6 separate regions of the Homo sapiens genome follow, and all the other regions are linked to region 4. A link is a loop called in an ENCODE intact Hi-C map of the cell type or tissue named here. Cell type or tissue: GM12878. All regions are shown on one strand. Region 1 overlaps LPAR4 (lysophosphatidic acid receptor 4). Region 2 holds the start of RTL3 (retrotransposon Gag like 3). Region 3 holds the start of PGK1 (phosphoglycerate kinase 1). Region 4 overlaps P2RY10 (P2Y receptor family member 10). Region 5 has its middle 100 kb from the start of RTL3. Region 6 overlaps CYSLTR1 (cysteinyl leukotriene receptor 1).

Region 1 (4,000 bases), 200 kb after region 4:
ATGCTCAGAAAATGCAAGTTCTAAATTTTGTTTGTGCTTGTTTTGTTTGTTTTATCGCAGTTTGATTTTTGACCTTTTTTTCCCACAACTTGTTCCTAACCAGGAGACGAATTTAGCCACTTGGTAGCTGCGTTGTGCTTCAAAATGTTATGCAAATGACATAGTATTTTTACATTTACAGAACCTCAACAAATAGTAATGAAAGTGTTACAAATTATTGTTGAGGTTTTTTTATTTTTATTTTTCTTGGGGTTCTCTGGTTTTTTTGTTTTGGTTTGGTTTAGTTTATGTGTTGTTTTTTTTTTTTATTTGCTTCCAATCCAGGGGCACAAATTCAGCAGCTCCTGGCTATATTAGGCTCCAAAATTCGATAAGAAAGAATAAGTATTTTCAGGTTATATATCTCTACTCCTCCCTCCAAAAAGGATTAATTCAGGTTTTAATAAATGTTTTTGCTTTATAGTTTGATTTTTTTGTATTACTTTATTTTTTTTTTCAATTTGCTCCTGACCTGGGCACAAATGCAGCCCCTTTCTGGCTGTGCTGTGCTCCAAAGTATAACAGGGAGGATAAATATTTTATAGAACCTAGTTTCCCAAAATGAAGATAACGTGACATTTTAAGAAAAAATATGTTGGTGTTGCTCAAGTTTTTTTATTGACACTTTCCTGTTTTAAGTAATTTTCCAGCTTTTACCTGCCAGACACGTATTTAGCAGCTTTCTGGCTTTGAAGTTTGACATGAAAATTTTAATTTGGTGTAAAAACAACGAAGTTTTTTAAACTCACACTGCTGGTGATTATAATTGTGTAAATCCTGTTAATTTTCTTTTTCTTCCCACCCACGTACATGCCAACGCAATTTGTTTTCTGTTTTCAAAATGCACATAACATATTTTACCAATGTTAAAAATTTGACACATTTCTTATTAATAATGTTAGGCTAAAAATATTCTTGTGCTAAAATAAACTCAATGACAGTTCAAAAAAATAAAATAAAACTAGCATATATCAGTAGTAACACAATTTTTTAAAAATCCCTGAATTTGTTCTATATTTATAGGCCCAACCTAATTACCAAATATCATTGGAATAGAAATACCTTTTTGAAAGTTTCAAAGTCATCTCTATATTATCAAATGCCACTAGCCACCTGGATAATGCGATACAATGAAATTCCAACCAAGCAGAAGAGTTTGGCAATCCATCTTGGTTGTTGTAATTAGATTTGACCTATAATTACTGAACAAAACAGCAATAAAAACTCTACAGTATACCTTCAAACAAATGTATCTGACTGGATTTGGTGCATTATTCTCAGTATCATTAGCTTCAAATCTTTAGTTTATAGCATAGGAAAAATTATAGGAGAAACCATATCTGGACCTGAACACATTTCTCATACCTAAAAGGTGGATTCTAGCATTAATTCACCACCATTATTTGTTGTTTGATCACTCACTTCCTCTTGAATAGCTGGAAGGGAAGGCTTTGTGGTCAAAGGTGTTTCAGTCTTAAACAGGGACTCCATTCTGATGTGGGCATTGATGTAGAAGGACTTCTGAAAGGATTCAAGGGTGAAGTAATAGATGAAAGGGTCAAAACAACAGTTCAGAGTTGCAAGGCACAAGGTGATTGGGTACATGATCTTTGCAAATCTTTCCAAAAAGCAATTAGTAATAGCTTGGGAGCGCACCAGGGCATACAAGAAGAGGACAGAGTTGTAGGGTACAAAGCATACCACAAAGACTGCCATATGTACTGTGATCATTTTCAGTACTTTTTTCTTATTGGTCCCAATTTGAGACAGAGTAGCAGGCTTGCGAAGAGTTCTCAGCACCACAGAAGAGCAAGAGACATTCAATATTAGAGGAATGATAAACCCAACAACTTCAATAAATATTGTGATCTTGGATAAATAAGTCTTCCAGACACGTTTGGAGAAGCCTTCAAAGCAGGTGGTGGTTGCATTGTTGACATTAGTGGTGGAAAACAAAGAGGCTGAAATACCGCCACTGAGGACTAGGATCCAGACACCAGCACACACAATGGCAGAATTCCTCCTAGTCCTAATAGTACGAGATCGAAAAGGATAGACAATGGCCAGGAAACGATCCACACTAATACAGGTGAGAAAGAGCATGCTCCCATAGATGTTGGTAAGGAATGCAGTTCCAGAGATCTTGCAGAGGGTGTCACCAAAAGGCCAGTGGCGGTTGAAGTTGTAAAATATTTTAAAAGGTAGTGTACAGACAAAAAGCAAATCAGAGACAGCTAGATTGGTGATAAAAATAGCAGTCTCACTTCTCATTTTCATGCGGAAACAGAAGACAAACAGAGAGACACTGTTGGTTATCAGACCCAAGATGAATACAACACTGTAGACAGCACCATTGAGATTATACTTGAAGGAATCATCAACAATGCAAGTATTATTGGCAGTAGCATTGCCCAACCTGGGTCTGAGGCTTGAATTTGAATCTTGGAATTGGAAGTCAATGAATCTTCTGTCACCCATGGACTTTTTTTTCAGGAGGCCTGCTGGCTGCAGGGGTTCACCACTCTGACACTATGGACCGGTAGGAAATATTTTCCTCCTATGAGAGACAAGATGGAACAAATAATCAAATTTGCCTTCCATCCATGATTTCTGTGTAATAAGATATTCTGTCCACCCAGATTGGAAGAAAACATGCACATTCCATTTGGTTTGACAAGTATTTTTTGAACATCTATTATATATTTAAAGGTACTACAAGAGTATGTTGCAGGAGCAGGAAAGCTCACACTCAATACAATAAGTGCAATACTATAGCATTGCAAATGTAACTAAGGTGTAGGTCACTCAAGAGTCCAAAAATATAAAATGATAGTTAAAACAGCATTTATGGGACTGCAAAACCTCTAACATTAAAGTCAGGCTTTATTCACTATGATCGGCTTGAACTTATCTTCTACAATAAGTACTGCCAGTATAATTATTTTATTTGGAAAATGCTTTTATAATGGAAGGCTTTTCCCTTCTGCCCAGAGTCCCTCCAGTCTGCCCACTAGTGATCCTTTTACACAGCATGATTCTAGCTCACTGGCTATATATTATTTTGTGAGTCTCAAGTTGATACATTTCAAATAGATCTCCCCAGTTTTCCATTCAGATTTTTTATGATTTCAATCATTTTATTTTTTATTTGCATTATGTTTAACTGACAAATCATAATTGAACTACATTTATGTAAGTACGAGGCGATGTTTTAATATATGTATACTACATGAGGTGATTATGTCAAGCTAATTAACACATCCATCCCCTCACTTCAGTTTTATGTTTCCAGGAACATATATATTACACCCACAGCAAGCAGCCTGCAAATGCCTGGCACTTCTGCTCTGCTGCTCTGAGTAATCAAACTTTGTGGGAGAGAAAGGACAGACAAGAAAACATTACATTCTCAATCCTGAAGAGAGGGCATGGGAAAACTGCCACTGTGGCCCTATTCATAGCTCCCATTGCTTGAACACACAACCACCTTTGCCGTCTAGAAGTGAGGGTGTGGCGCTGGGACTTAACACAGCATTAGAAGCAAGGAGTTCTATTTCTGACTCAGACACTGGTTCACTCTGTAACTTGGCTATACTCTCTCTCTTCCTTGTATAAACTTTACCTCTAAGCCTCACAGCTAAAGCTAGGAAGATTCAATAGGGCTTGTGAATTGCTTTATGAGCTTGCTAGTATTCGGCCCTACCTAACTACAGAGAAACATTATGTAAGTTTGTTTCTTCCTCCCTTCCTGAAACAACTGTAACTTTATATTTCTGTCTTTTTTGGTATACTGAAGTTCACATTAGGAACACATCCTTCTAGTGTCATGTATACCTTGTGCCTCAGAAAGCTCCCCTTGAGTTTCAGCCTTAACTACACAATTTACTCAAACAGGACAATCCAGGAGTGTGCCCTCAAGGTAATATTTCCCATACAGGTATGATTAAAAAACCAGAAAGAC
Region 2 (4,000 bases), 290 kb after region 4:
TGATTACTTTCTTATTCTTACTTTCCTGTTCTCACTTAACTAATTCAGGATGCTGAAACCACTTTAGGCGTTTTGACAAAAGTCTGTGTAGCTGCCTTTTCCACCCAGAAAAGAATAATTCTCTATGTTTAGGCAGTTTGAACTTGTACTTAAGGACGGTGAATTCGGTCTTTGCTGTTTAGTGTAGGGGGCTGGGGAAGGAAAGGTTTCTGTGTTTATACACTGAATAAATATTCCTGTAGGCAAGACACTTTTCAGTGCTTTAGTCCATGAACTTTTTAAACATCTATCTTGGCTGCTTCACAATTCCAGTTTTAATCTTCTAATCTTCCTGCTCAGGTGCCTCCAGTCCTGATTCTAGAGTACTATCTGGAAACTAAACCATCTATATCCCAGCAAGGAAGAATAGATAAAAGTTCCCAAGTGGTGAAAAACCAATGCTGTAAAATCGATGCACTGTAGATTTCTCGGTATGAGACCCCTTTCTCAGCCTCTACACAACTCTAGCATGTTTACCTATTCAGTTTCCCAATTCACAGGTGATTAAAAAGAATAAATTAAAATGAGATTACTGCTGCTACAGCTTATTATTATTATTATTATTATTATTATTAACCTTTATTGGGTGTTATTAGCTGCCAGACACTGTGCTAATCCTTTTTTCACACATTATTTCACTGAATTTTTGACAACCCTATAAAGTCAAATAATATTAATAACTTCATTTTACAGTTTCATAAACTAAAGTTTAGATTCTAACTATCAGAAGGATGAAGTAATTTGCCAAATTTGTATAGGGTAAGTATAGACAGGCATATAGGTATAACATGAAGGGCTATGTTACAACTTGATTGCAAAAGAGTATAAAAATATAAAGGAAAAGAAAATACAAGAAGTCGCAAAACATAGCAATTTGGAAGTTTTTAATTTGAAGACAGACCACTTTATACCTCTCAGTAGCTTTCAGAGGGCAACACTGTGTTACAACAGGGTAAACTAGCTGGTTTGTGTAAGTATGAATCCAAACCATTAAAACTGGATTAAATTATATGCAAAATCATTTCTTAAGAATGGACAAAGAGGTATAACATATGCTATAAATATTTCTCTGATTTTTTTAAATTGAAATACTCTTTATTAAATTTCAACTTGATGTCCAGTATTGAACCTTCAAACTCATTGTTACAGAAATTGCTAAACATTAGGAAAGAGTTTCAATTAATAGTTGTTCCCTAACTAAGCCCGTTACAAATTCAGGTGTTGGAAGTTCTCTTTTCTTTCTGGATAAAATAAATGTTAACTGTGTGTTTTGGCTTCTTGGAGGGCAGGAAGGCTTCAGTTATCTGAAAACTTCACATAAATAGATCACATCATCCCTGATGATGGTGGTATTTTTATATGTGTGGTGTTTCTAGAAAAATAAAACTTTGAAAGGTAAGGAAAGAATAAACTCGATTTGCAAAAGATTTTGTTTTTACTTTCAAAGCTTCTGCATTCGGATTCAGGTAGCCCAGTCTGTCAATTTGCTATGTTTTGGGCCTATTCCATCACTAGGGTTTATCCCATTATGCTGACTAATGCAGAACTGACCATTTGTGAAGGAGACATGGGACTGTGGTTGACATGATGTGTGATTTGAAATGGCCAAATGCAAACCTCAACCCCACTCCTTACTTGGATAAAAATAGTTGCCCCTAAGCCTTGCCTAAAATGGCCACATAGCCCATACCCAAGGCATAACTGTGATCTGGCATGAGAAGAGAAAGTGAGATTCTGAGCAGGGTTACTTCCCAAGAGGCCAGTCTTTAGTGAATGTCCTGAGTGCTACCTGGAGCACCTGATCAGTTCAGGGAAGCATGAGATCTTTGGTCCAGGACATTCAGAAAGAGCCAGGGACTCTGTAAGACTGCTATAAGTACCCACCAACACAATTGGTCTCCCTGACATTTGTACCCTTTTATACCTTTTCTAGATCTGTCTGTGGCAAATTTTCCAAGAAAACATTGCAAGGAAAAACCCTAGGGACTGAATAGGTAGTAAGCAAGGGAAGGGGCTGAGGGTTTGCAGGCTGTTCCCTGAGTGAGAAGTAAACAAATGGCCCAATTTGGACAGAGTAAGAATAGGTTAGATGAGACAGACATAAAAAATCACATCCCAAACCACTGTGGTCATTCAAAAATGTTTGCAACTTTTCACAAGGGCAGTGGTATTACTCACAATTTCCTGGCCAAATATTCATTAAAGTAACCAAGGACTGAGTACATGAAGCTGCTTCACATCAGCACAGCATCCTACTTTCCTTGCAGCTCTGAACTGTGAGGTACTGTCAAAAAACTCTTCCACACTTTAAAAAGCTATGTTACAGAGGAAAGTTGGAATGTGTTCTGGGAGTGGGTGTGTTTGCTTGAGTTCAGTGTGTGCAGAAAAGGCAAGCCTCCACAGCCATTTACACATTTCCCTCCTCAGCAATGGGTACACAGACAGCCAAGCTCCTGGACTAAGTCTCTGAATGGTAACGTACATTTATAAAGATTATTTTCTTAACTATTTTGAGGTATTTTATAAATAATATGCATGTGTCTTCTGAGGGCATATATATATATATATATATATATTTAGTCGACTTTTGCTTGTTTTCTCCTGAGGCTGGTCTTGTGTGGTTACTTATGTGGTATGATTTCTGAGGTGTCAGAAAGAGCTCCCTCCTACTTCCTACCACCCTAGTCACCCAAAAATATCTCTTGGGCTGGCCCACCGCAGAGCCTAAAATTCCCACATTGCTCAAACATTTGATTTAGTCACTGAAAGCAGCTGTTAAAATCCAAATGTTACATTGGGATATTAGGCAGATATTCAAGATTAAAGACTATATAAAACAGAAAATAATATTAAAAAGTTGCTTTTGATATAATGTTAAGTTTCAAAGGATAAATGCAAAATGACATGTGCAGTTTGGGACAGATGCTGTTCTTAAAATGTCGTGGAGTCAGATCCAGCATATATACCCCAGCTCATGAACATAAGCCTATGGTAAAAGAAACCCAGCATTGTTGGGCAGATTTTGTTTTATGTTGAATGTGTGCTTTCCACAGTTTCTGATCCTCAGCTCCCACTCTCTTCGCAGTGTATCTGACACTTCCCCTTACTGAGCTCCGGAGGCTCCTTCTTGCCGAGCTCCGGAGGCTCCCAGTGACCTCTTGATAATCAGCCTTGGCGGGGCCCAAATACCACCCCTTGGAAAACTCACTGAGCCTGACATCTGCCTGTAAGCAGCTTTCAGGAAGGATCTCACAAACACCCACCCAATCTCTCTTGGTAGCAAATTGTCAAATCATACCCATTTCCTCAAAAGATGGTGGAGGACTTAGCAGCCTCCTATATTGTTCTGAAATTGGAGAATGAAATTCGGCAGGCTCAAGTGCAGTGGCTGATGGAAGAAAATGCTGCTCTCCAGGCCCAGATCCCAGAGCTTCAGAAGTCCCAAGCAGCCAAGGAGTATGATCTACTCCGAAAGTCCTCAGAGGCCAAGGAGCCCCAGAAGCTCCCAGAGCACATGAATCCCCCAGCAGCCTGGGAGGCCCAAAAGACCCCAGAGTTCAAGGAACCCCAGAAGCCACCAGAGCCACAGGATCTTCTACCCTGGGAACCCCCAGCAGCCTGGGAACTCCAGGAGGCCCCAGCAGCCCCAGAGTCCCTGGCGCCTCCAGCAACCCGGGAGTCCCAGAAACCTCCAATGGCCCATGAGATCCCAACAGTCTTGGAGGGCCAGGGGCCTGCAAACACCCAGGATGCCACAATAGCCCAAGAGCCCAAGAATTCAGAACCCCAGGATCCCCCAAATATTGAGAAGCCCCAGGAGGCACCAGAATACCAGGAAACTGCAGCACAGCTAGAGTTCCTTGAGCTTCCACCTCCCCAGGAGCCTCTGGAGCCTTCAAATGCCCAGGAATTCCTAGAACTCTCAGCAGCCCAGGAGTCCCTGGAGGGTCTAATAGTTGTG
Region 3 (4,000 bases), 850 kb after region 4:
AATAAGAATATCAAGTCTCTATCACCTGAAATCTCAGGTCCCAGGTCCAGTTCCATTAAAAACTCTCAAAGGAACCATGTCCATCAATGCTTCACTGCCCCAGATGGAAAACTGGGATATTGTGGGTGTCTTAGTGACTTTTTCTCTGCTCTCAATTTTTTCCTGTTTCTCTTCCCACTACATCAAAGCAGTTTCTTTACAAGTTACAAGTTGGAGAAAACCAGTAAGGTTTAAAAAAAAAGGCAGGAGCAAGCAAAAAGGAAGTGCTTTACAAGCAGGCAAAGGATGACTGGCAACCTATGAGAGAAAGAAAGGAAATTACCACAAAAATAAGCAGAAGTGTATTCAAAGAGGCTGTAAAGTCAACTGCGGAGTCCTAAAAAACTAAGATGGAACCTGGTAATTAACAAGTCAGAGGTTTCTGGCTATCCCATGTTACCTCAACAAATCAATTTCCCTTGGCAATCCAAACCAGTGGACCAGAAGAGTCAGCAAATACCATAGTTCACTTCTGCAGGACAAAGACGACAAATGAGGCAGCCACTACTCAGGAAGCCCCATTCCGGAAACACCGCCAGCAACCACCACGTTGAAACAAAAAGGAATTGAGCTGACACCACATGGCTGCCTAAGCACCTCCAAAAAAGTAGGCCTACAATGTGACTCTCTGTTCAAAAGAAATACATTAATAATCAGGGAACCATGTAACTTCCTGTCCTCAGCCTAAATAAGTAGAAGGTATCCAGGTTACGGGAGAAAGTTCTATTTCAACGTATCCTTGGTCATTGTCTCGAATATTCAGAGGATCTAGTTGATAGCCAAGGAGACCTAAATTCTACTCCTAGCTCTGCCACCAACTTGGTAGTTCAGTAACCCTGAACAGGTCATTTTCCATCAGCAAAACAGGACTAGCCAATCATTTCAAGGCTTTGGGTTAGCGTGTGCTAAATGAAACTTTATTAGGTCCAGAGGGAGAAAAGTTAAGCAGCTCCTCCAATCCCGCCCCCAGCTAGCTTCCTCAAGCCAGTTTCCCTAGAGAGAGAGGAAATAAAGCCCAAGACTGCAATTACAGGAAGGTTATCAGCATAATGTCCCACTCCTTGTCTGTTAGTTGGTCCATGCATCTGGAAGAATCAGCGTCGAACACAGGGGAGATGCAAGGAACTAATTAAAACCTAAAAGCTAGTTGCATGCCAATGTCCACCTGTCCTGTTTTTTACAGGGTCTATCCCCTTTTTTTAGGATTGTATGAGGGCCAGAAAGGGCACTCCTCTAGTACTAACATGGCTGTGACTCCTACTTTGTCCAGATTACAAAGGCCTATGTCATTTGGGGAAATGTGGAAACCAGGTATTTTTCATGGACATAAATTATTGGGTTCTTCTATCTCCACAGCAGGGCAGCGGTTACCTGCAAAAATATTGACCAAAGTGAAATTAGAGAGAAGAGGAGAGCTACATGTCCTTTTAGGGTACCCATACAGTTCCCTAACTCAAACGTGTCCTCATATGTTTAAAGTTAGAGTAAAGGGAGATCTCCTACTGACTTACGTGTCTGTTAATATCCAACACAAGCCCTCATTTGAACCAGCCCAAATTGGAAAAGGGGCTAGATTACACCAGCCAAATAAATACCTACCCATCAATCAACCACTTCCCAAAAAGGTCAAGGTTGCAAAATGCTATCAACAGAAACCTTTATGACCCCTCAAAAACACCACTCTTGGATCCTGTTAAGGTATATGAACAGTCAAGTCCATCAGTTACATACCGACTCATCCTCCTGCACCTTGCTCCTGGTATGCACAAATATATCACACGTGACAAAAAGGATAAATGTAAAAGCTGCCCACTCTACCAACAATTCTGGCAGATAAGAGAGAAACCGTGTTGGCAAGTGACTAGAGATCCACATGCGCAGAGTAAGAGACCCAAAGTGCACGAGGAAACTTCCCCCAATTTTAAAATTCTACTTTTCTAGCCACACGTGGGGATGAGATTGGAGGCCAGCAAGTATGAGCAGCCACACCCTGCTCTACCATTACCTAGTATGTCACAATCCTGATGCAAATCCTGTGCCCAAGAGTCCAACGATACCGCGCTGCAGGGCAGCAGACGCCTGTTACGTAAGCTCTGCAGGGCCTCCTCCAGTTCGCCCCGCCCTACCCTCCCACCCCAATTCTTTAGTGGCGGGGGGCGGGGGGGTCTACTCCTGAAGTTAAATCAACATCCTCTTGGAAAAATATCCTTTTGTGCAGGAACCTGTGAGATGTGGGCCGTTTCTCATTTGGCTGCGACGGTCTAGGAGCGTGGGGGAAGGGAAAGTAAAATGACCTTTCAAGGTCCCTTCCTTGAAGCCTAGAGATTTGCAGGATAAGCATTAAGTCCCATCTCGCCGACTGGGAGCTGGAGGCAACGGAACTGCATTTCACCAATAGGAAAAAGGACAAAATGGGTCCCAGCGGCAATCTCAGCCCTTCCTCAGTGGGATCCATCCCCGAAGGGTGACTTCGGGTGCTTTCTGGGCTGGGGAAAATGCGGCTAGAAACCACCAAACCCGTGAGCAGCCTCGCCCTCCAAGCCTAGGACCCCTGGGGCCCAGCCAAAAGCTAAAAGAACTTAGAGCAGACGAGAGAACAAGTCGGCTCCGGCCAAAGAGGTTTGCGACAGAGCACAGAGAGCACGCGGGCAAACGTGCAGAATTACCTCATAACGACCCGCTTCCCTTTAACGTCCAGCTTGTCCAGCGTCAGCTTGTTAGAAAGCGACATTTTGGAAATACAGCTGGGGAGAGAGGTCGGTGATTCGGTCAACGAGGGAGCCGACTGCCGACGTGCGCTCCGGAGGCTTGCAGAATGCGGAACACCGCGCGGGCAGGAACAGGGCCCACACTACCGCCCCACACCCCGCCTCCCGCACCGCCCCTTCCCGGCCGCTGCTCTCGGCGCGCCCTGCTGAGCAGCCGCTATTGGCCACAGCCCATCGCGGTCGGCGCGCTGCCATTGCTCCCTGGCGCTGTCCGTCTGCGAGGGTACTAGTGAGACGTGCGGCTTCCGTTTGTCACGTCCGGCACGCCGCGAACCGCAAGGAACCTTCCCGACTTAGGGGCGGAGCAGGAAGCGTCGCCGGGGGGCCCACAAGGGTAGCGGCGAAGATCCGGGTGACGCTGCGAACGGACGTGAAGAATGTGCGAGACCCAGGGTCGGCGCCGCTGCGTTTCCCGGAACCACGCCCAGAGCAGCCGCGTCCCTGCGCAAACCCAGGGCTGCCTTGGAAAAGGCGCAACCCCAACCCCGTGGAATTCGAGGCTGCCCTACCAGGATCAATGCAAATGCCACCTCCTTTTGGAAAATCCTGGTTTCCTAGCTCCCTTCATGGAATTCTGCTTCTTAAGGCTTACTTAGTAATAGAGACCTCTCAGAAGTTGGAAGAGGCCCAGGTCCACTCTGGCCCCCACCTTTTTTAAAATAAAAAATGCAATGTAATTTTTCTGGTTATGGCATGATTGATGCTAATGGCAAACACGTGGCATTTTTCATATATTAACCAACGCTCACAAAACGCAGTAGTGACTACTGTTATCCTCATTAGGCAAATGAAATAACTGATGCACAGAGAAGTTTAGTGGGCCAGGCGCGGTGGCTCACGCCTTTAATCCCGGCACTTTGGGAGGCCAAGGCCGGCAGATTGCTTGAGCCCAGTGGTTCGAGACCAGCCTGAGCAACATAGCAAAACCCCATCTCTACTAAAAATACAAAAAATTAGCTAGACGTGGTGGCGGGCACCTGTAGTCCTGTTACCCGTGGAGGGTGTCCAAGTTCTTAGCGTCTTGAACTAAGAACTGGACGAAATGCACAAAGCAAAGAAAGAATGAAGCAATAAAAGCAGAGATGTATTGAAAACGAAAGTGTAACCGCCCAATGGGTTCACCTTGTCCGCTGCCTAGACAGAGCTGATTTATGAAGACGGGAATTGCAATGGCGAAAGAATAATTCACGCTG
Region 4 (4,000 bases):
CCATTCTTTAATGCACTTCAAGGTGGCATACATGTCCCCACAACCTCACTTCAGTCAGTACTTCTGTGGCTTTGAATTACCCAGAAAGAGGTGAGAATAGAATTCCCAGTGCCTCCAATGCCAGCCTTACAGAAGTAATTACTCTTGGTACCTCTAGTTTGAAGTGCTCTGTCCAGGGTACATGCTTCCTATTCCAAAGGTCAGGACCATTAAAAGAGATGCCTTTTCACTTGAAAGAAGGGTATGTTGGTGAGTGCCAAATCCTGAAGGGAATGACCAGCATAGAGTTTTAACCTAATAAGAAAAGCAGAAAAATCAGCCACCATCTCTGAAATAACAGGATTCACTTACAAAGTGTGTCTCTAAATACTATACAGCCATAAAAAGAATGAGATCATTTCCTTTGCAGGGACATGGATGGAGTTGGAAGCCATTATCCTTAGCAATCTAATGCAGGAATGGAAAACCAAACACCACATGTTCTCACTTATAAGTGGGAGCTGAATGATGGGAACACATGGACACATGGTGAGAAACAAGAAACATTGGAGTCTGTTGGGAGCTGTTGGGTGAGAGAGAGCATCAGGAAGAATAGCTAATGGATGCTGGGCTTAATAACTAGGTGATGGGATGATCTTTGCAGCAAACGACCATGACACACATTTACCTATGTCACAACCCTGCACATCCTGCACATGTACCCCTAAACTTAAAATAAAAGTTGAAGAAAATATGGGCAAAAAAACAAAAATCAAAGTATGGCTCTAAAGATGTTCCTGATAATAAAAATGGCACGCACAAAGTTATGACTAAAACTCCATCATATTCCTTTTTTACCTGGAGCCCAACTCAGAGGTCAATATTTTACTTCTGTCTCAATATCGCATCTCAACTCCCATTTTTTCCTTACATCGGGCAACCCTACTCTCACTCCCCTCTTCTTCGAACACCTACTGAATTTATAGGCTGCACTGTGAGAAGGTAAGACTACAGAGCATAGGCACATATTAGCAGAGCATTAGGCATTTTTACTTGTAAAGTCTCTCCCATGAAACACTCTCCTAAACAACAGCCATAATCTTTCTCCTTTCTGCTACTGAAGAAAATGTGGTCAAAGCAAGAATAATAAGGTTTTAGTCTAAGAAATCTGAACACCTAAGAGCTTTAAAGAAGGCAATCCAGCTTTCGTTTTGAAATCCAACAGGAATCCCTTAAACTTAATTAGGAATTTGATCACTGAAAACTTTATTTTGTGGAAACAACTAAATGTTTTCTCAGAATACAAAGGTATGGAAGGTCTTTAAATATGATTCATTGGAGCTGAGCCCAAAATCTTACTAGATACTAATACCATCTACCCAAAAGCAGCTGCTCTTCCCAACCAACTAGCTCAACGTTGTGGTTTTCACAAAGTTACAGCCAAACTGAGCTTATATTATTATGGCATCAGAATTTATATTAGTTTCCTAAGTCCCAGTGAGGAAATTTCCACATCCTGTCAGTAACTAGCTAAGTGCTATTCACGTTACCTCTAATCTTTGTAAGAATTCTGAGTTAATTACTATTATACTCCTTTACAGATTAGAAAATGGAGTCTCAGCAGGAGTAAGTGACTTTCTGCAGTCAGAGTTATGATTTCAGCTTTAATAAGGCTTTTCATAAGCCCAGAAAGCTAAAGTTATTTTTAGCTGAATAACTTATTATATGGACAGAAACATATTTTAAAGTGGTATTTCTGTGGATAAGACTGTTCCTCAGAGATAAAAAAGCTATTGTTTTCGGTTCTAGTTCTAGCAGTTTTATGCATATGCACTATGCATATATGGCAAATTGCTGCCCACCAGGTGTCAGGATAGGATTATATCAAAACCAACGTTCTTTATGGAATTGTGCTTATGAATTCAAATTATAACAAATCTGTAGATAGAAGTAATGGAACAATTTCTTTACAACAGGAGTGATCTGAATAGGACAAGACTTGCTGTAGGATACAGAAGACTCAAAAGCAGTATAATATATAGAAAGGTGTACTGGATTTGTAGCTAAGATACTTGGATTTCAGTAATTTTATATACTCTTTGTGCTGCTCTGATACGCTCTTTCCCTTCTGTGAGTTTCATTTCCTCATTATTAAAATAATATGATTTGAACTAGATGACCTTTAACTCCCTTCTAGCTCTCATTTGGTATGATTTCATGAGAATTCCCCCTCTGAACCCTGCTCCTAACTAATATCATCACCATTGACACTGCCACCATTTATGCAGCTGGTACCAACTCCATAAATCTTCACTCTCAATCTTCCCTGTCTTTTCACCACTCATCAGTAAGTCACTGGCACCACTAAGTAAACATGTTTATCAAATTTACTTCTCCATTTTATTTGATGCTGAAGCCTGTCTGTGGGCTTGTCATCCTGGGAGGGGAAGAAAAAATTAAACAGAGAAAACAAGTTGCTGATGGGGGCCCCTCCCACTCTCTAGAGGATAACTTTTACATGTCATCTGGGAACTTAACTTGCTTTGCCTCATCTTACCTTTTTCTTTTATTTTTTAACCACTAAATTTCACATGAATTATCCAAGCCAATCTGATCTCCATGACCCCGGTGTTCTTCATTCAGCCGCTTACAACCAGAACCAAAGAGTAGCAGCTAGAATTGGAAACTCTGCTGTTTCCTGAATAAATCTACATCAACTCCAAATAAGCCTGGTTGACATGAGATACACACAAATTTGGACACATTCTGCAAGTACAGACATTTTCTTCTGTTAGAGGAAGTGAAAATTATTTTTATCCTTAAAATGAATTAAAGCAATTAGACCATTAACAAAACAACAACTTAAAGTTTGAATTTGAACTTTCATGCAGGAATATGTATTGGACTTTCAATCATTTAGGAAGGCGGCCTAATTAGATATCATTTTTGCAGCTGTGGCAGCATTTTATGGGTGGAAATAATCATGTTCTTTGGAAGACCTGGTATCATATCATGTCTCAATTGTCGGTTCTCTGGCCTGAAACAATTCACTTCATATCACCAGGCTTCAGTTTCCTCTTTTGTAAAATTAGAATGGTTCCTGCCACATAATTTGTTTTGAGCATTAAAGAAAAATGTGTCTGAAAATAATAATCCGAGTAAACAGACAACCCACAGAATGAGAGAAAATATTTGCAGACTATGCATCTGACAAAGGACTAGAAACTAGAATCTACAAGGAACTCAAACAAGTCAGCAATAGAAAGAGAAATAATCCCATTATAGAGTGGGCAAAGGACATAAATAGAGATTCCTCAAAAGAAGATATACAAATGGCCAACAAACACGAAAAAATGCTCCACATCACTAATCGTCAGAGAAATGCAAATTAAAACCAGAATAAAATAGCACGTTACTGCAAGAATGGCTATTATTAAAAAGTGAAAAAAAAATAGATGCTGGTAGATATGTGGATAAAAGAGAAAGCTTCTACACTGCTGGTAGAAATGTAAATTAGTACAACTTCTATAGAAAACAGTATGGAGATTCCTTAAAGAGCTACAAGTAAATCTACCATTTGATACAGCAATCCTACTAATCACAATTGCAAAGATGTGGAATGAATCTATGTGCCAATTGACTAACGAGTGGATAAAGTAAATGTGGTGTATATACACTATGTAATACTCCTCAGCCATAAAAAGGATCGCAATAATGTATTTTTGCAGTAACTTGGATGGAGGTGGAGTCCACTATTCTAAGTAAAGTAACACAGGAGTGAAAAATAAAAAAAATAGATGTTCTCACTTATAAGTGACAGATAAGCTATGATTATGCAAAGGTATACAGAGTGATATAATGGAATCTAGAGACTCAGAAGAGGGTGGGTGAGACAGGCTAGGCATAAAAATATTACACATTAGGTACAACGTGCACTACTGAGGTGGTGGGTGCACTAAAAATCTCAGAATTTACTGCTATATAATTTACCCATGCAACAGAAAAAAACACTTGTAGTTCA
Region 5 (4,000 bases), 400 kb after region 4:
GTTAAATTTGATTCATAAAACTTATGAATATATGTGTTTGAAGTTTTTGTTTCAGTCATAAATATACATTTTATTTTTATGAAAATTATAAGTTTTAACTGTATTTAATCATAGACACATTTCATGTTTTTTAAATATCTATAATTATTATGGATTAATAATAATTATACATATTTAGGTGTACATGTCAATATAAGCACATGATGTTTAATGATCCATCTAAGTTTTCATCAATGAATAAATGAATAAAAAAGTGGTACAGATACAAAATGGAATATTATTTAGTCATATAAAAGAATGAAAGTCTTTCATTTGCCAAATATGGATGAACTGGAAGATATTATGTTAAATAAAATAAGCTACACGCAGAAAAACATATATTACATATTCTTATTTACATATTTAAGCCAAAATACATACATTTAAAAAATGCAAATAAAACATTTCCAGACTCTCTAAAATTGTTTTTATGAAAAAAAAAATTCTTCAGAAGATATCTTAAATCAGTGACTTTACAGGTTCCCTTTTCTAGACTATTTGCCATAGGGAAATAGTCCAAAAGAAATGTCTACAAAAATTAAATGTATGAAAGTCTAATAATGTAGGAATTTCAGAAGGTAGAACTTTTCAAAAAATGTCAAAAGCTCTGAAGGTAGTGTAGTTTGCAGATAATTTGAAAAAAAACTATCATTTTAAATATTATAATTTTATACCTAAAAAATGAAAAAGGTAGCACTGCTTTGCAACATAAATACAAAAATAAAGCCTGGCAAAATCTTCCTGACTAGTGGGGGATATGAAAAACATACAGCATAATTCGGGAGGTGAAGAGAAAAGTCCCTTTTGGCAAAAAATCTATATCAGAATTCTGATGGGTGCATGACATTTGTACTCTTATCAACAAGAGGCATGGGATGTTTAAGTGAGGAAAACACTATTTTACAGCGTATAGACAAAGTCTGTAATAAGGACAAAGCAGTAAGATTATATAAAGACTTTATATCTCTTTCCTCTAATATCAACTGTTTTTTTTTTAACCTAAGCTGAAGGGGCTATATGAGGTTTGGCAATAGTTTCTTCCACTAAGGCAGAGGTTCTTAATCCAAGTAATAACTTCAGAATACAATGAGCCATGTGAAATTGTATGCAAAATTTCACATAGATGCATGTACATTTTTCTGGGATGAGAATCCACAGCTTTTATCAAATTCACAAGTGGATCTGTATTCCTTCACTCAAAACATAAAAGGCGTAAGAACCACAGAACTGAGGGATCCTTTCTCCAATAAAGATTCATAGAATTCCAGAGCATGTGATATGCAACTACAAAAGTGAAATTGTCATTTGGAAGAAGGTAAAATTTTCTTAATTAAAAAGCACTAAATGATAAGGTTCCAAGAGCCTGTTGGTTTCCGCAATTGCAAAATGTCATCCTCCAAATTAACATTAGGTTTCTGTAGGAGGCAGCCATTGGTAAAGCCGTATTTAGAAAGCAAGTTTCCATGATGAAAGTTAGGACTCAGAAAAGATGGACTTGGTGTTTCAAGAGCTCACCAAGTAAATTTTCTAGAAAGAAAGAAAGAAAGAGAGAGAGAGAGAGAAAGGAAGGAAGGAAGGAAGGAAGGAAGGAAGGAAGGAAGGAAGGAAGGAAGGAAATATTTTACCCACATAATTTTCTGAAAGTGAACAATTTTTTTAAATTATTCAATTGTGACCCAACTTTTAATTTCTGATGCACATTACAATATCACCATCTTGTGGAATATAGTAAAAATGCATGATTTTAGGTGGCTGCTCAGTCAGTGTTTCTCAGTGTGGTCAATGAACCCCTGAGGGTACCTGAGACATATTCAGGGGGTTCATGAGGTCAAAATTATTTTCATAATAATATGAAGATGTCGTTTGTCTTTTCCACTATGTTGACATCTGCATTGATGGCTCAAAAGCAATAGTAGGTAAAACTTCACGCACCTTAGCATAAATCATGGCAGTAATTCCAAATCATAAATCAAATTCCAAGTCATCGTGTTTTTCACTGCAATGCATTTGAAGAAAAAAAAATCCAGTTGCACTTAAGAATGATTTTCATGAAGTAGTAAAAAAAAGTTTTAATTTGGGAGACAAGCTTGTAGGACTCACTAAACACGAATTTGCTTTATTGTAAATTGTGTTTATAAAAAAATTCCTTAGAGAACTACGGAGTCTATGCTAGTAGACATTTATGAACATAACAGATAAGAAGCTTGTGCTTTAATCTTCACTCTTTCCATTAGAATCCATTGTGTTTTCTCATTTCTAAAATGGGGATACTCCTAGAAGTTGTTGCACTGTGTAGTCATAATAATTAAAGGCTGGATATAATGGCTTAGTAAGTACCAACTCTTCTAGTGTCTTTATGTTTCACCATGTGCCAAGAGTTTATTACAATATTTTACCTTGCCAGAAACTCTATAAAGTTGATATTATTTTCTCCCATTTAAGATGGGAAACTGAGACCAAAGAAAGTTTCAAGTCTCTTGCCTAAAGTCACACAGAAAAGTGAGTGGTAGAGGAGGACTTGAATTCAGGCAATTTTACTCCAGAAAAATAAAAGTCCCTTACAATTTCTGATTATTGGAAGAAATTAAAGAAGGTCATAAAGTAGTAGGAGTTGGCACAGTTAGCTGGGGGTCTAAAAATGATGAAGAGATAACACAAGATGGACAGAAGTTATAGTTGGGTCTCTACAAACAATTTATGAAAATTCGATATGCAACCTTAAAACAGGATGTAGACCTAAATATACAGAAACACCCAACCCTTTGTAATATTTTAACAAAAAATCATATGAATGAAATTAATAGTTCTAATTAAGTGGTGGACCTAAGAGCTGTATTAGTGCCAGCAAAATAACAGAACTAATATAGCATTGGAGTTGTCATGCAACAGCCTTGGCACGAGTGCTATCATTCTTTGGTCCTCCTGAAAGTTGAAAAGCAGAGTGCCTTGGGCATCCCAAAAAACTGTTGCCATGAAATTTACTTTAAGAAAAATGTAAGAGTGTCATCTTTTTTTATTCTATTTTTTTATTTCAATAGGTTCTTGGAGAACAGGTGGTGTTTGATTACGTGGATAAGTTCTTTACTAATGATATCCGAGATTTTGGTGCACTCATCACCCGAGCAGTATACACTATACCCAATGTGCAGTCTTTTATCTCTCACCCCCCTCCCACCCTTCCCAATGAGTCCGCAAGGTCCATCAAATCATAATTATGCCTTTGTGTCCTCGTAGCTAGCTTAGCTCCCACTTATAAGTGAGAACATATGGTGTTTGATTTTCCATTCCTGATTTACTTCATTTAGAATAATGATCTTCAACTCCATCCAGGTTGCTGCAAATGCCATTATTTTACTCCTTTTTATGGCTGAATAGTATTCCATGGTACACACACCATGGAATACCACTCAGTCATTTTATATATATATAAAATATATACACACACACAACCAAATATGCATATGTATACACCATAAATATACTATATATATATACACACCATATATACACTATATATACACACCATATATATACACACATATATATTCACACACATATATATGTGTGTGTATATATATATATGTACACACAACATTTTCTTTATCCACTTGTTAATTGATGGGCATTTGGGCCAGCTCCATATTTTTGCAATTGCAAATTGTGCTGCTATAAATATGCACGTGCAAATGTCTTTTTCATATAATGACTTCCTTTCCTCTGGGCAGATATCCAGTGATGGGATTGCTGGATCAAATGTTAGTTCTACTTTTAGTTTTTTAAGGAATCTCCATATTGTTTTCCACAATGGTTGTATTAATTTACATTCTGACTGGCAGTGTAAAAGTGTTCCCTTTTCACTACATCCACAAGAACATCTATTGTGTTTTGATTTTTTAATTATGGCCATCCTTGCAGGAGGAAGGTGGTATTGCATTGTGGTTTTGATTTGCATTTCCCTGAT
Region 6 (4,000 bases), 630 kb after region 4:
CCTTATAGAAATAGAGGAAAAGAGAGAGAAGAGTAAACATAAGCCCTTGGACATTTAACACATAGTTGATTTTCCTTTTGATGAATAAAATGTCATTATCTTGCTTAGAGTGCTTTCAGAATCAATACAACCCAGACATTTGAGCTCCTACATATGTGGAACTGATAGAAAAGAAACAGGAGTTCAGATCTAGACTTGAGGTCCTTGAGCTAAAGAAAAAATAGGAGACATTTGGGCATTCTTTTATTTTTCATCAATCCCTTTTCCCTAAAAGGGAAAGAAAAATCCAGTTTTGAATAGCATTTCAAGATGTCTAAAGTATATGACTTCTTAAGATTTCTCATAAATTTCAGATTAACAGTGTTTGTTTCTACAAAGGGTTGTCTTTGTGTTGTCATGGATTCACCAAGCTAAGTAGAATTGAGCTAATAATAACAACACTCAAACATCTCAGATGTGTCTTACATACTTATTCCAAAGTTCCTAGGAAATACTCAGGCCTCAGAAGGTAATAAGGCTTCTTTTCATTCCAAATTGGTTACCATTTGTGTTTGATCTGAATTTGAATTCTTACTTAAGACAAAGGGCCTTAAATAAAAAGCAATCTCCTAGAGAACAACTCTTTTGCAAGAGCCAGACATCTAAATGCCAAGATGATAGAAGCAGGCCTCAGAGTTAGCTGTAAGCAATGACCTCAGAACATCAGAGGATTCCAAGCTGCTGGTAATTAGGTAGAGAGTTATAGAGGTATTCCTGGAAAAAGGCCCTCTACTTAGTGCTTTACAAAAAGTTCAAAAGTATGTGTGTAGGTTGCAACACATTTCTATCACCCAAACTAGGGGTGAAAGTATCCTCCACTATACACTGTCACCCACACTCATGCACTCCTCAAGATCTCTATTGCCTTTTGTTAACTTTCATTTCCCTTAAGTTCTGGTCTTATGCATCCTTTTAATCTGATTACACAGGATAAAGCATTTTTGGCACAGTACAATGGAAGGGGACACACTGTCATTAGTTCTGAATGCCACAGTCCAAGGTCCTTTTTGGTTTGACAGTGTCATGTGCTTAGATTCCAACTGTCTGACAACAGAATGGCCTGAATTGATGGGTTTGACGTTCTCCTCTTAAGGAGAATAAGAGACTACAGAAGAAACACCTGAGAGCTGTCAGCAACGAAGTATCAGTTCCCCCATAGTTTTTAATACCAATGAGAATACATATCCTTGGAAATGTATTCCCAAAAAGCATATCCCTGTGAGCAGCACATCCCTGGAAATATGAAGTAAGAAAGCTACTTATTGTAATGATAGGGCTAAAGTGATCACAGACGGAAGGATCATTCTGCCCTCCTCCCCCAAATCTTTTACTACGATGGAAGAAAGTCACTGGGATCATTAGCATAGCCTGATGGTTTGTAGATTAAATCTCCATAGAGGATGAGTAGCTTTACTGTAGTCAATCAATAAACAATCACTCAATAAACATCAAATACACATTTTCCTATGTGCAAAGAGAGATATGATTGTGGGGTGGTGTGGTCAAAGTAGGTGAGCCTTATATGAATAAGAAAGAGAATAATAAAAATTTACATTTTAAAGAGCTTTGTAATTTACAAAACATTCATATTTGTTGACTCTCCTATTCATTCAGATATTGATTCAACAAACATTAATGAGTGTCTACTGTATCAAAAGATTAATACAGCATTGTCCCTAACCTCCCTGAGCTCAGAATTACAGGATGGCACAACCAACTTTTTTTCATTTGACAATAATAGGCTACATGGAGAGGAGGAAAGAGGGCACTGGGGAGTTGGTCAAATAAAAACAGGGCTCCACTGAGCTGCACCCTCTTTAAATATGTTTTCTGCATCCTGCCACTGCTCAGCAGCAGAAGAGGAAGTATCGGTTTTAGGAGCCCTGAGTCCCAGCCTCCCCACTTCCTCTTCTGCTTTGGCCCTGCCTTCATCACCCCACTCCTGTTGGCACTCCTCCAACACATACAGACTCTCCAGTGCATGCTAGCATTTACTAGAAAGGTAAAGGAAATCTTGGCAGGCGTATAACTTAATAGAATCATGAAAGTACATCCAGATACTGATTTAATCTTTTTGTCTCTGCTATTGGTTCAATCCAAAAACACCCATCAGTCTCATTCGGACCCTATAATCAAACACATCCTTGAGTCTTTGCATTTCCATTAGTCTCTGAAATATGGCACTTTTGAACTCTCCTCCAGCCCCACCAGACCACTTATGCCTTTTTTTTTTTTTTTGAGACAGGGTTTCACTCTTGTTGCCCAAGCTGGAGTGCAATGGTAAAATCTCGGCTCACCACAGCCTCCGCCTCCCGGGTTCAAGCAGTTCTCCTGCCTCAGCCTCCTGAGTAGCTGGGATTACAGGCATGTGCCACCACGCCCAGCTAATTTTGTATTTTTAGGAGAGATGGTGTTTCTCCATGTTGGTCACGCTGGTCTCAAACTCCCGACCTCAGGTGATTCACTCACCTTGGTCTCCCAAAGCGCTGGGATTACAGGCATGAGCCACCGCTATGCCGTCTTTGTTTTAAGATCTTTGCCTCCCTTTCTGCCCAAATGTGTAGATTCAATCTGCTCCACCCCCTTTCCTTTCTTCTCTGGTGATTTGTAAAATGCCCATCCATGAGTCATGGTCCCCTGCACTCTGTGAATTTTCAGGCTTCTTTTAAATAGATTCTACCCTACTAGATATATCCACATTTTACTATCACTTTACACCATTATTTAGATTCTTGCATAACAGCACCTGCACTTACACACACACACACACACACACACACACACACACACACGTGCTCCTTCCTCTGATCCTAGACATCCACCCTGGGAAATTAGATGCTCTATTACTCAAAAGCTCTTAAGACCACAAAGTTACTCTTCAAAGTTGCCCAATTAGGAGAGGAAAAGAGCAAAAAATGAAGAAAGCAACTCACTGCTACTAATGAGCTATGAGCTTACTGTCTAAATGGGTGTGACAGACATGTAAGCAAAAAGAGTAATTACAGCAATAACAGAAAAACAGAGAGCCAAATCATGAGTGAACTCCCATTCACAATTGCTTCAAAGAGAATAAAATACCTAGGAATCCAACTTACAAGGGATGTGAAGGACCTCTTCAAGGAGAACTACAAACCGCTGCTCAATGAAATAAAAGAGGATACAAACAAATGGAAGAACATTCCATGCTCATGGGTAGGAAGAATCAAGATCGTGAAAATGGCCATACTGCCCAAGGTAATTTATAGATTCAATGCCATCCCCATGAAGCTACCAATGACTTTCTTCACAGAATTGGAAACAACTACTTTAAAGTTCATATGGAACCAAAAAAGAGCCCGCATTGCCAAGTCAATCCTAAGCCAAAAGGAGAAAGCTGGAGGCATCACGCTACCCAACTTCAAACTATACTACAAGGCTATAGTAACCAAAACAACATGGTACTGGTAGCAAAACAGAGATATAGACCAATGGAACAGAACAGAGCCCTCAGAAATAATGCCACATATCTACAACTATCTGATCTTTCACAAACCTGACAAAAAACAAGCAATGGGGAAAGGATTCCCTATTTAATAAATGGTGCTGGGAAAACTGGCTAGCCATATGCAGAAAGCTGAAACTGGATCCCTTCCTTACACCTTATACAAAAATTAATTCAAGATGGATTAAAGACTTAAATATTAGACCTAAAACCATAAAAACCCTAGAAGAAAACATAGGCAATACCATTCAGGACATAGGCATGGGCAAGTACTTCATGTCTAAAACACCAAAAGCAATGGCAACAAAAGCCGAAATTGACAAATGGGATCTAATTAAACTAAAGAGCTTCTGCACAGCAAAAGAAACTACCATCAGAGTGAATAGGCAACCTATAGAATGGGAGAAAATTTTTGCAATCTACTCATCTGACAAAGGGCCAATATCCAGAATCTACAATGAACTCAAACAAATGTACAAG

What was found. Peaks named below come from ENCODE experiments on the same cell type or tissue, not always from the same donor. Only the 100,000 strongest peaks of a DNase experiment are listed, where the experiment ranks them.
Region 1: a loop joins it to region 4, with 2.6 times the contacts of the local background. A loop is called at or near these places in 3 of 110 quality-filtered maps.
Region 2: it touches region 4 in a loop (2.5-fold over the local background); 3 of 110 quality-filtered maps call a loop at or near these places.
Region 3: it touches region 4 in a loop (12-fold over the local background); 5 of 110 quality-filtered maps call a loop at or near these places.
Region 5: a loop joins it to region 4, with 4 times the contacts of the local background. A loop is called at or near these places in 6 of 110 quality-filtered maps.
Region 6: it touches region 4 in a loop (3-fold over the local background); 4 of 110 quality-filtered maps call a loop at or near these places.

Annotation. Positions count from the first base shown.
Region 1 is chrX:78,753,387-78,757,386 of GRCh38, reverse strand. LPAR4 (lysophosphatidic acid receptor 4) reads right to left here. Exons shown (of 5, transcript NM_001278000.3): 5 at 1-2,596. The coding sequence starts at 2,517. The coding sequence ends at 1,405. Among named protein-coding and RNA genes, the nearest start is that of LPAR4, 7.7 kb to the right of the region's middle. In GM12878, a CTCF peak has its summit at 2,187; a DNase peak (open chromatin) is centred at 2,276.
Region 2 is chrX:78,657,773-78,661,772 of GRCh38, reverse strand. It overlaps RTL3 (retrotransposon Gag like 3), which reads left to right and starts at 2,445. Exons shown (of 2, transcript NM_152694.3): 1 at 2,445-2,512; 2 at 3,125-4,000. The coding sequence starts at 3,353. The region is part of intron 1 of LOC107985670 (a long non-coding RNA gene); the gene reads right to left. In GM12878, no CTCF peak of the experiment used is centred here; a DNase peak (open chromatin) is centred at 2,266.
Region 3 is chrX:78,103,111-78,107,110 of GRCh38, reverse strand. PGK1 (phosphoglycerate kinase 1) reads right to left here and starts at 2,863. Exons shown (of 11, transcript NM_000291.4): 1 at 2,706-2,863. The coding sequence starts at 2,770. RefSeq lists an enhancer at 447-536 and a silencer at 2,917-2,976. In GM12878, no CTCF peak of the experiment used is centred here; DNase peaks (open chromatin) are centred at 2,066 and 3,060; H3K4me3 peaks cover 2,852 bases; H3K27ac peaks cover 2,860 bases.
Region 4 is chrX:78,948,487-78,952,486 of GRCh38, reverse strand. P2RY10 (P2Y receptor family member 10) reads right to left here. Exons shown (of 4, transcript NM_014499.4): 3 at 152-294. Among named protein-coding and RNA genes, the nearest start is that of P2RY10, 5.1 kb to the right of the region's middle. In GM12878, a CTCF peak has its summit at 1,845 (motif pointing right); no DNase peak of the experiment used is centred here; H3K4me3 peaks cover 3,776 bases; H3K27ac peaks cover 2,898 bases.
Region 5 is chrX:78,553,338-78,557,337 of GRCh38, reverse strand. It overlaps the pseudogene UBE2V1P7. Among named protein-coding and RNA genes, the nearest start is that of RTL3, 100 kb to the left of the region's middle. In GM12878, a CTCF peak has its summit at 1,762 (motif pointing left); a DNase peak (open chromatin) is centred at 1,740.
Region 6 is chrX:78,319,968-78,323,967 of GRCh38, reverse strand. All of the region lies in intron 1 of CYSLTR1 (cysteinyl leukotriene receptor 1), which reads left to right. Among named protein-coding and RNA genes, the nearest start is that of CYSLTR1, 5.6 kb to the left of the region's middle. RefSeq lists an enhancer at 904-993. In GM12878, no CTCF peak of the experiment used is centred here; a DNase peak (open chromatin) is centred at 1,969; H3K4me3 peaks cover 543 bases; H3K27ac peaks cover 776 bases.